Linked DNA regions of Mus musculus: region 1 is linked to region 2. The links are chromatin contacts, found by Hi-C or POLR2A ChIA-PET in ENCODE. All regions are on one chromosome and are shown on one strand. The core of a region is the stretch at or near the end of the contact, and the rest is flanking DNA. Distances in the headings are between cores, read along the strand shown.

Region 1 (4,954 bases), core at 946-3,445, 59 kb before region 2:
TGTAAACGAGGAAAATACCTAATTAAAAATAAATAAATAAATAAAATAAAAATAAAAAATAAAAAATGTAGCAGTGTCTTGACCTTCCCAGCCACTGGTTCTTAGCCAGGTTTGGTTTTGTATGTGTTTCCAGAAAGGTTTACAGGAATTGCAGACTGGCTTTGTACGCACTCTGTAGCCAAGAATAACCTTGAACTAACCCCTATTGGCTCTGGATAACAGGATACACAGTGTGCCACTCTGCCCAGTTTCTGTGTGACTACTGTTTCTTTTCTTTTGTGCTCTTTTCTTGGAGGAAGGGCAGGGTCTATACTGAGGTCCTCTTGCTTCTGTGCCACCATCACCCCAGTACTAAGATTGCAAGTGTGCACCTCACACCAGCCTCTAGCATGCGTCTTATAAGCATCCAGTAAATGCAACTGGGCAGGCCACTTAGAAAGAGGGTGTTGGGGGCTGGAGAGATGGCTCAGTGGTTGGGAGCACTGGCTGTTCCTCTAGAGGACCAGGGTTCGATTCCCAGCACCCACATGGCAGCTCACAACTGTCTATAACTCTGGATCCAGGGGACGTGCATACTATGCATAAAATAAACCTTTAAAAAAAGAAAGAAAGAGGATATTATGCTGAGCTGGGAGCTCTGGCTTTGAAGTCAGATAGCCCTGAATCCTGACTCCCATTTCTTCATTTACTTAGTCTGTCTGCACTTAAGTGTCCTTCTCTGGAAGGAGAAGCCATATTGATTCTGAGGGTTACCAAGAAGACAAAGCAAAAAATAATACCGGCAAAGGGTTTGACACAAGGGCAGATCCACAGTGGCCATCTTAGGACCCTCATGGGAATGCCAGTCATTTCTCATGTAAAGTAGAGGTGGTGATGCCCAGTGGGTGCTGAAAGGCTTGAAGGACAGGCCATGTATTTTTCTCTCCCCTATTCAGTCTGATTCTGCTCTTTTTAAGTGTGTGTGTGTGTGTGTGTGTGTGTGTGTGTGTGGTGAACCCAGATCTTGCCAATTGGCTACTCTAGCAAGCTGATTTGATCCAGGGATCCCCATCTGTACTTTTTTGTTTTGTTTTGTTTTGTTTTTCGAGACAGGGTTTCTCTGTGTAGCCCTGGCTGTCCTGGAGCTCACTCTGTAGACCAGGCTGGCCTCGAACTCAGAAATTCACCTGCCTCTGCCTCCCGAGTGCTGGGATTAAAGGCATGCGCCACCACGCCCGGCTTCCATCTGTACTTCTAAGCACTAGGATTAGAGGTGGACTCCAGAATCCATCTGGCATTTCCATGGATGCAGGAATCCAGAGTCCAGTCCTTGTGCTTTTATGGGAAGCGTGGTACCCACTGAGCCGACTCCAGGGACTCTTCACCTGATGTTTTGAGAAACGTTTTCTCACTGAGACCAACCAGTTCACTGATCAGCTGGGTTTCTCTGTGTAGCCCTGGCTGGCCTGGAACTCACTTTGTAGACCAGGCTGGCCTGGAACTCAGAAATCCACCTACCTCTGCCTCCCAAGTGCTGGGATTAAAGGCGTGGGCCACCACCGCCCAGCGGCTTGACACTTCTAAATAAGTAAGACACACTCACATCCCATGTGCAATGTAGCTTAAACACAAGCTTCACACACATTGAATTTTAGCTGACTGGATAATGTAGTAGAGTTATTTGTTTAATCTTTGTTTAATTCTATAATGTGACTTTTTTCCCTCTCTTTCTTTCTTTCTTTCTTTCTTTCTTTCTTTCTTTCTTTTCATTTTTTAAAAAAAGATTTATTTATTTATTATATGTAAGTACATTGTAGCTGTCTTCAGACACACCAGAAGAGGGAGTCAGATCTCGTTACGAATGGTTGTGAGCCACCATGTGGTTACTGGGATTTGAACTCTGGACCTTCAGAAGAGCAGTCGGGTGCTCTAACCCACTGAGCCATCTCACCAGCCCCTTTCTTTTTATTTTGAAATCAATAACTTTTTCCAGGTTTCAATCATGGTCCCCAAACCTAAAACTATGAAGTCAAGGAGTAGGTCTTGCCATTGCTAAGGTAGCTGGGTTAGATTCTATTCCCAGAATTTGCTAACCCCCAAACCCAAGTGGACTGTACCCACCCCACTGACGTGTCCATTCATCTGCCCACCCATCCACCCACCAATTCATGCAACCATCCATCCATCCAGAGGGACTATAGTAGGAAAGGCAAGCACGGTATGAGGCTGCCCTCTAGAGGTTGCTCCAGGAAGGTACAAGTGGGGAAGTTGAGATCCTCCTGCATGCCTCGGTTACTTGTTTTGTATTTGTTTGTTTTTAAGATTTATTTATTTTATGTAAGTACACTGTCAACATCTTCACATCAGACACACCAGAAGAGGGCATCAGATCCCATTACACATGGTTGTGAGCCACCATGTGGTTGCTGGGAACTGTACTCAGGACCTCTGCAAGAGCTGTCAGTGCACATGAGGTCTAAGACACTTAAATAGGCACTTCGGTACAGTTCATTGCTATGGCTGCTGGGCTGCACCAGGGAAAACCAAATGTCTCAGGTATCCGGAGTAGGCATCTCAGGGCTATTAGCGCTCAATCTAGGCCTCAAAGGGTGTCTGTGACATTTCCAGGCTGCAGAGAAAAGCTATTCTGGGTGAGAGGAACACCTCTACAGAATGTCAGACTTGCAAGGGCCTGTGAGGATAGACATACCTAGTAGTTCACAGCAAGACACACCTAGCAGGGAAGGGAGGGCCATGTAATGAGGAAATCCACCCAACAGAACTTCTGTTGTGCCCAAGGATAAAGTCAGAGTGCTGATTACAAAGCGGCAGGATCTTAATCCTTAGAGTGAGGGCATGAATTTGTTCATTCAGTTGGTATTTGCTGAGTGAGCATCTCGCCTGTGCCAGAGGCTATTTTAAGCACGCTGTGTACAACAGGCAACAAACCTACCCTTGAGCAGCTTAAAAAGTAAGCATGCTCAAAAGAACAAATGGCAAACACTACATGGAATCGTATTTGTTTGTTGTATAGATGGCCATGCTAGAAGCTGCAGGCAGCTCTCTGAGTGAAAGAATAATGCAGACCAGAAGGAGGGACCATTGTTGAATGAAAAATAAAAGAAAGAAAAAGGAAAGGGGGGCTGGTGAGATGGCTCAGCGGTTAAGAGCACCGACTGCTCTTCCAAAGGTTCTGAGTTCAAATCCCAGCAACCACATGGTAGCTCACAACCATCTGTAACGAAATCTGATGCTCTCTTCTGGAGTGTCTGAAGACAGCTACAGTGTACTTACATATAATAAATAAATAAATATTTTTTAAAAAAGAAAAAGGAAAGGAATGGACATGACTGCTCCTAGAAGTGATGGAGGAGTTTATAGATACATGGGAGAGCATAGCTAGAGGCAGGCACATCTGGGAGAGTCCAGACTCTCATGATGCTAAACCATGTGAAAAGAGGAGGAGGGAGGGAGCAAAACCAAGTACAACAGCCAGAAGTACAAAAGGAGCAAAAGAAGGTAGACAACCAAAATGTCTGGATTGTGTAGGGAAGAGCCTGTGGGGGAGGGGCTCTTCCCTGGGCTAGTAAGTTCAGAGGGCAGAGTATGTCAGCCCTACCCTCTAACAGGTAAGCACTGAGGGATGCTGGGAGAACCTGGAGGCCCAGGTCCACATTGATCTATTAAACAGGTGCCTCCACCACTTGTCCTGGGTTGGAATCTGAACAGTCACCATGCCTATGGCTCTTTGCTGAGTGCTGAATGGGGTTAATTAAAAAACAAATGGGGGCTGGAGAGATGGCTCAGCGGTTAAGAGCACTGACTGCTCTTCCAGAGGTTCTGAGTTCAATTCCCAGCAACCACATGGCGGCTCACAACCATCTGTAATGAGATCCAATGCCCTCTTCCGGTGTGTCTGAGGACAGCTACAGTGTACTTATGTATAATAAATAAATAAATAAATAAATAAATAAATAAATAAATAAAATCTTTAACAAACAAAAAAAAAAAACCAGAAAGAGGCTCAGTAGCTCTCTGGCTGCTTTTCCAGAGGACCCTGTTTGACTCCCAGCAATCACCTGGCAGCTCTAACCACTGTTGCTCAAGTCCCAGGGTCCCAGGGAACCCAATGCTCTTTCATGGCCTCCTCAGACACCAGACATGCATGTAATGCATACACTTTATGTAGGCAAAACTTCCCATACACATACTGTAATAAAAATACACATAAAGTCTGTTGAAGTGGTACAGGCCTTTAATCCCATAGTTTAGGAGGCAGAGACAGGTGGATCTCTGAAAATCGAGACAAGTCTGCTCTACAAGTTCCAGGACAGCCAGGGTTACGCAGAGAAACCTTATCTAAAAAAAAAAAAAAGTTATACATAAAAACAAGTTACACACACACACACACACACACACACACACAGAGTGTGTTAGTTGATGTCTACACCACACCTATACCTGATTCCCTCAGAGGCCAGAAGAGGGCATCAGATACCCTGCAATTGGAATTTCAGATCTAGTGAGCCACAGTGTGGGTGCTGGATCCTCTGGAAGAGCAGTCACTGCTCTTAACCATGGAGCCATCTCTCCAGCTCCTTCTGTAGGCTTAGATTTTTCAAAACCTACTTTAATTATGGCTCTTTAATGCTTTGACCTCCCTTCTAGCCCACCACCCACCAGAGGTAGGGGAAAGAAGGTTAATAGCAAATGGAGGTTTAGAAATTATTGTTTTCTTTTTCTTTTTCCAGAGCTGAGGACTGAACCCAGGGCCTTGTGCTTGCTAGGCAAGCACTCTACCACTGAACTAAACCCCCAACCCCTAGAAATTATTCTTTAAGGTGATTCCAATCTTCCTTGCTAGCAGTCCAGTCCACTAGCAAAACACCAACCATGAATCAACAGTGGCAGCTTGATCGGGAAGAAACTTCAAGGCTCCACCAATAGGCACGAGTCCACAGAAGCAGCAAGAAGC
Region 2 (5,139 bases), core at 1,998-4,497:
AGCTGTGCATGTTTGAGTATATGTACATGCATCACATGTGTACAGGAACCTGAGGGGATCATAAGGTTTTGCATGCCCTGGAACTGGAATTATAAGCATTTGTGAGGTTCCATGTGGGTGCTGGGAACCAAACCTACGTCCTCTGCAAGAGCAGTAAGCACTCTTAACTGATAAACCATCTCTGCAGTCCCCAAGTAAGTGCTTCTTAAAGCATAATCAGGAGCCAGGGATGTTGGTGCACGCTTTTAATCCCAGCACTTGGGAGATAGAAGCAGGCAGATCTCTAAGTTCAAGGCTGGTCTGCTGTACATAGAGAAACCCTGTCTCAAAAAACAAACTAATTAAAAGCATAATCTAGATGGAAAATGTGGTTAAGAGCTTGGGAGGTTGCAGTGGGAGGATCCAAGTTCAAGGCCACACAACCGGCTCTATGATAAGAATGATAAGATGGGGGCTGGCAAGATAGCTCAGTGGGTAAGAACACCCGACTGCTCTTCCGAAGGTCCTGAGTTCAAATCCCAGCAACCACATGGTGGCTCACAACCACCCATAACAAAATCTGATACCCTCTTCTGGCGTGTCTGAAGACATACAGTATACTTATGTATAATAATAAGTAAAATCTTTTTTAAAAAAATGATAAGATGATGAGATGAAGGAAGGACTAAAGAGATACTAAGTGGCTGGCACTGCTGCCCCTGAGAGGAGCAAGGTCTGCTCCCCAGCAATCACGCACACTAGGTGCTTTACCATGACCTACCGCTCGCTGCAGTGGATCTGACACTCTTTTGGCCTCTGCAGGCTCCTGCATACATGTGTGCACAAGCACACTGACAAACATATAAACAAAATAATTACAATAATAAAATAAATAATTACAATGACATCCTGTCTATTTTTCCTCAGATCAAGAGCCCATTTCAGCCAGGCAGTGGTGGCACATGCCTTTAATCCTAGCACTCGAGAGGCAGAGGCAGGCAGATTTCTGAGTTCGAGTTCGAGGCCAGCCTGGTCCACAGAGTGAGCTCCAGGACAACCAGGGCTATACAGAGAAACCCTGTCTCGAAAAAAAAAAAAAAAAAAAAAGCCCATTTCAAGCCAAAGCCCCTCCTCTTCCTCAGCAACCACAATGCCCAAGCGCATTCAGAGTCCATACACAAAAGGGTGAGGTTAGAGACGGGGCCTGAACCCGTCATTCATCTGCCCTCCTGCATGTTCCCAGGTGCCGAGAGTGACAGGTGCCACAAGTCAGGCCCGTTTTCACCACTGTGAGATACATGAAATAAAAGCCGTAAGCTGGGGTACAGTTGGGGATGGGACACATCCACTGCATGTGCCAGGCCCTGAGTTTGCTACAAAGCACCGTAATAAAGGATGCATGCATGGTCCTTTCATCCCACCACGGGGAGGCAGAGGCAAGTGAATGGCCTACTGAAAGGCCACCCTGTTCAACTCTGCTAGTCCCAAGCAATGAGAGGCAGTAAGAGCCTCTCGAAAAACAAGCAAGAAAAGAAAGAGGCCAGACATGGTGCCAAATGGCTTTATCCTAACATTTGGTAGGCAGAGGCAGGAGGATCTCTGTGAGTTCCAGGCCAACCTGGTCTACATTGTGAGTTCCAGGGCTGCCAGGAGTGCATAGACCCGGTCTCAACAAAACAAATAAAGCAAAATTTCCAAAAAAAAAAAAAAAAAAGGCATCTGTCCAGCAGACTGTTCAACCTTGCACACCACCATTCTTACTATTAATCATTATGCCTAAAGATTATCATTTCAAAGTATCTCTCATAATATTAATAATTTTACTTTCTGTCTCAACTTCTTTGGACATGCCGGTGAATCCCATTGGCTTATGCTTTCCTAATGCAACTGCAATGTTATTAGTAAATAAATATCAGTGGGCTGGAGAGATGGCTCAGCGGGTAAGAGCACTGGCTGCTCTTCCAGAGGTCCTGAGTTCAATTCCCGCACCACGTGGTGGCTCACAACCATCTGTAATGTCATCTTGGTGCCTTCTTCTCGTGTGTCTGAATACAGCAACAATGTACTCACATATATTAAATAAATAAATCTTTTAAAAATAAATAGATAGATATCAGCATTCGTTTTTGTTTTGTTTTTCAAGACAGCACGGTGACTCTTTATAGCCATGGCTATCCTGGAATTCCCTCTGTAGACCAGGCTGGCCTCCAACTCAGAGATCCATCTGTCCCTGCCTTCCCGAGTCCTGGGATTAAAGGCGTGTGCCACCTCTGCCTGGCGAAATGTCAGTACTCTGAGGAAAAATTATCATTTTGGTTTTTAAAGAAAGTTTAAATTTTTGCTGTGTTGAGCACGGCTTCCAGCACTTGTGCATGTCAGGCAAACGCTCTAACGCTGAGGTACATTCCCAGATCACTGGATGAACTTTTTAAATCTAGGTTGACATGGAATTGTAATGAGGATTGAACATGACCATAAGGTTGGGAAGGGTGGCATTTGCTCTGATCAGACTGAGGCTGGACAGGCTGGGAGCCCAGCCTTAGCAGCAAAGTGAGACACCATCTTTAAAAAAAACAAAAAGAGACAATAACCAAATAAAATAAAAAGGGGAAACGCACAAGTCTAATCAGTCAAAAATCTTAGCTAGTATTACTAGCCATTCTCCCTAAATCTGGATTTGCCTGACATCCTATTTTTAGTTCAGTGGAGACGATCTATACCAAAGGTATATTGGCCAGCCCTGGTCCATCTCCCTTCCTGTCTGAAGCCTTTCAGTCACTCACCTGGGCCAGCTGGTCCTCAGCCAGGACAGTCCCTCGCTCCTTATACTTGGCCTGTCAGACAAAAAGACCGGCATGAGTTGTGACAGTGATCGCCAAGGCTCCCATTGCGCTGCCACTGCCTTAGTATTAAAGATATGTCTTATGCAGTGACTTAACCAGCAGCCTCCTGACACTCCAATCACTCCTCCCTGGGCTCCGGAGAAACCTGTCTTCTACAGATTTAGGGGACTAGAACTCCATTCCGGGAGAATTCAGTGTCTCGAGGGCAGAGCAGGCTCCATCCCGGCTTCTTTCGCGCTCACCTCTGCGAGTTTCTTCTTGGCAATGGCGCCAGCTCCCACCCCGCGCCGGTGCATCCCCACCCCGGGCCCGCGGGCCGCCCCGCAGCCCCGACCCCAGCTCTCCGCGTCCCAGGTTCTGTCGCCAGCTCCCAACACGGAAGCCGGGTGCCGTGCGTCATTTGAGCGCGCCGGAAGTCTCGATATTCACTTCCTGCCGCGGAGTCGAGGAGTTTCTTGCAAGGGCCCCAGTCCCCGCCCTAGCTGGGGGCCAATTTCCAGGAAGTCCAGACGACATCGCAAACGCTAACCCCATGTCCTATTTTAATTCCCCATGCATCCTACCAAGGTGGGCTCCTGGAGAGCGACAGATGCTTCAGGGACATGACCAAGAGCTGTGTTGGCCATGGAAGGTGCCATTTTTTTTTTTTTTTTAGCAAGGGTCTCTCCATAACCATGGTTGGTTGGTCTGGAACTATGCAAGCCAAGCTCACTTCGAATTCAGAGTTCTCCTGCCTTTACCTCCAAATGTTGGGATTAAATGCATGAGCCACCAAACTCATGGGTGCTACCTTGAGCAAAAACCGAGAATAAAACGAAACCTTAGATTAACAAAAAAAAAAAGGCGGCAGCATCTGATAGTTTTGTGCCACGCACTGCACAACTTGCCTTGTTCTATACTTGTTCAAAACCCTCAAGTTCGTGAGTTGGTATTGTATTTCACAAGGGATTCGGGAATCTGCCTTAAATTACTTAACGTCATGAAATAGGACTAGCTATGAGTCAGACAGTCTGACTCAAATTTGGGTTTTTTGGAGGGGGCGGAGTGGGCTAGGGGGAGACAGAGTTTCTCAATGTAGCCTTGGCAGTCCTAGAATTCACTTGCTCTGTAGACCACACTGGCCTTGAATTCAGAGATCTTCCCCATCTTGAGCCACCATACCTGGCCCTTAGCTGTAAAATCTTAACCCAACTCAAGAATTTCTGCAGAGGAATTCAATAGGTAAGTTTGATCAAGTCAGGGTTTGTTTATTCCACCTAGCAGACAGGCTTACTGCATGAACTTCTAAATTTCTCCCTAACACAGGCAGTGTTGTGCCTAGTAAGAGCTAGTGGTGAGGTTTTAAATACAATCGTTATGATTAAAAACGATGTTTATAGACAGTCTTTTACAGTGGCTGGCTAGGAGGAAATACATTACACAAACGAAGGGAGGAAAACATGTAACTCTGTTTGAGACTTTGACACTCTCATCAGATATTCAAGATGCCACAAATGTAAATCCAAACTTTTCCTTTGCCTTCTTTTTTTTTTTTTAAGATTTATTTATGCCGGGCAGTGTCGGCAAATGCCTTTAATCTCAGCACTTGGAAGGCAGAGGCAGGCTGATTTCTGAGTTCGAGGCCAGTCTGGTCTACAGAGTGAGTTCCAGGACAGCCAGGTCTACACAGAGAAACCCTGTCTCGAAAAAAAAAAAAAAAAAAAAAAGAAGAAGCCGGGCGGTGGTGGCACACACCTTTAATCCCAGAGAAACCCTGTCTCAGAAAAAAAAAAGAAAAAGGAAAAGGAAAAAAAAAAGAAATTCAGAAGTCTTAAAAAAAATGTAAATGTTTTTAAATTGTATTTTTATGTATGTTTTGTCAGTGTGGATGTACATCACTTGTATGCAGTGCTCTTAGATGCCAGAAGAGGGCATCAGATCTCTTGGGACCAGATATATAAACAGTTGTAAAGTGTCTTGTCCATGCTGGGAATTGAACCCCAGATCCTTTGCAAAAACAGTCAGTGCTCTTTACCACTAAGCCATCCCTCCAGCCACCCCACCCCATAAATATACATATGATATATAATATAAGATATATGATATAAATTTTATTTCAAATTTCCTTTTGTTGTTGTTGTTTAACTATATTTGCCATGTGATCCAGCAGTTCTACTGGGAGGATTTTTTAAAAAAGATTTATTTATTTTATGTATATGTGAGTATACTGTCACCATCACTGTCTTCAGACACACTAGAAGAGGGCCTTAGGTCCAATTACAGATGGGTGTGAACCACCATGTGGCTACTAGGACTTGAACTCATGACCTTCAGAAGA

What was found. A loop is a pair of places that touch in the nucleus more often than their neighbours do. ChIA-PET counts read pairs that join two places held with the same protein, here RNA polymerase II (POLR2A).
Region 1: a loop to region 2 is called in a map of CH12.LX, with 2.6 times the contacts of the local background. The contact joins the enhancer-like site here to the promoter of Snf8 in region 2. A Hi-C loop is called at or near these places in 1 of 37 maps with a recorded cell type or tissue (CH12.LX). POLR2A ChIA-PET finds 5 or more read pairs at or near these places in 2 of 5 experiments (Patski and embryonic stem cell).

What each region holds. Positions count from the first base shown.
Region 1 is chr11:96,090,791-96,095,744 of GRCm38, reverse strand. No RefSeq gene overlaps it. Among named protein-coding and RNA genes, the nearest start is that of Gm22423, 9.4 kb to the right of the region's middle. Within about 2 kb of position 2,195, at least 1 of the 3 ENCODE cell types and tissues checked has a DNase peak (open chromatin) inside an H3K27ac peak, as active enhancers do.
Region 2 is chr11:96,032,993-96,038,131 of GRCm38, reverse strand. It overlaps Snf8 (SNF8, ESCRT-II complex subunit, homolog (S. cerevisiae)), which reads right to left and starts at 3,247. Exons shown (of 8, transcript NM_033568.3): 1 at 3,065-3,247; 2 at 2,763-2,813. The coding sequence starts at 3,118.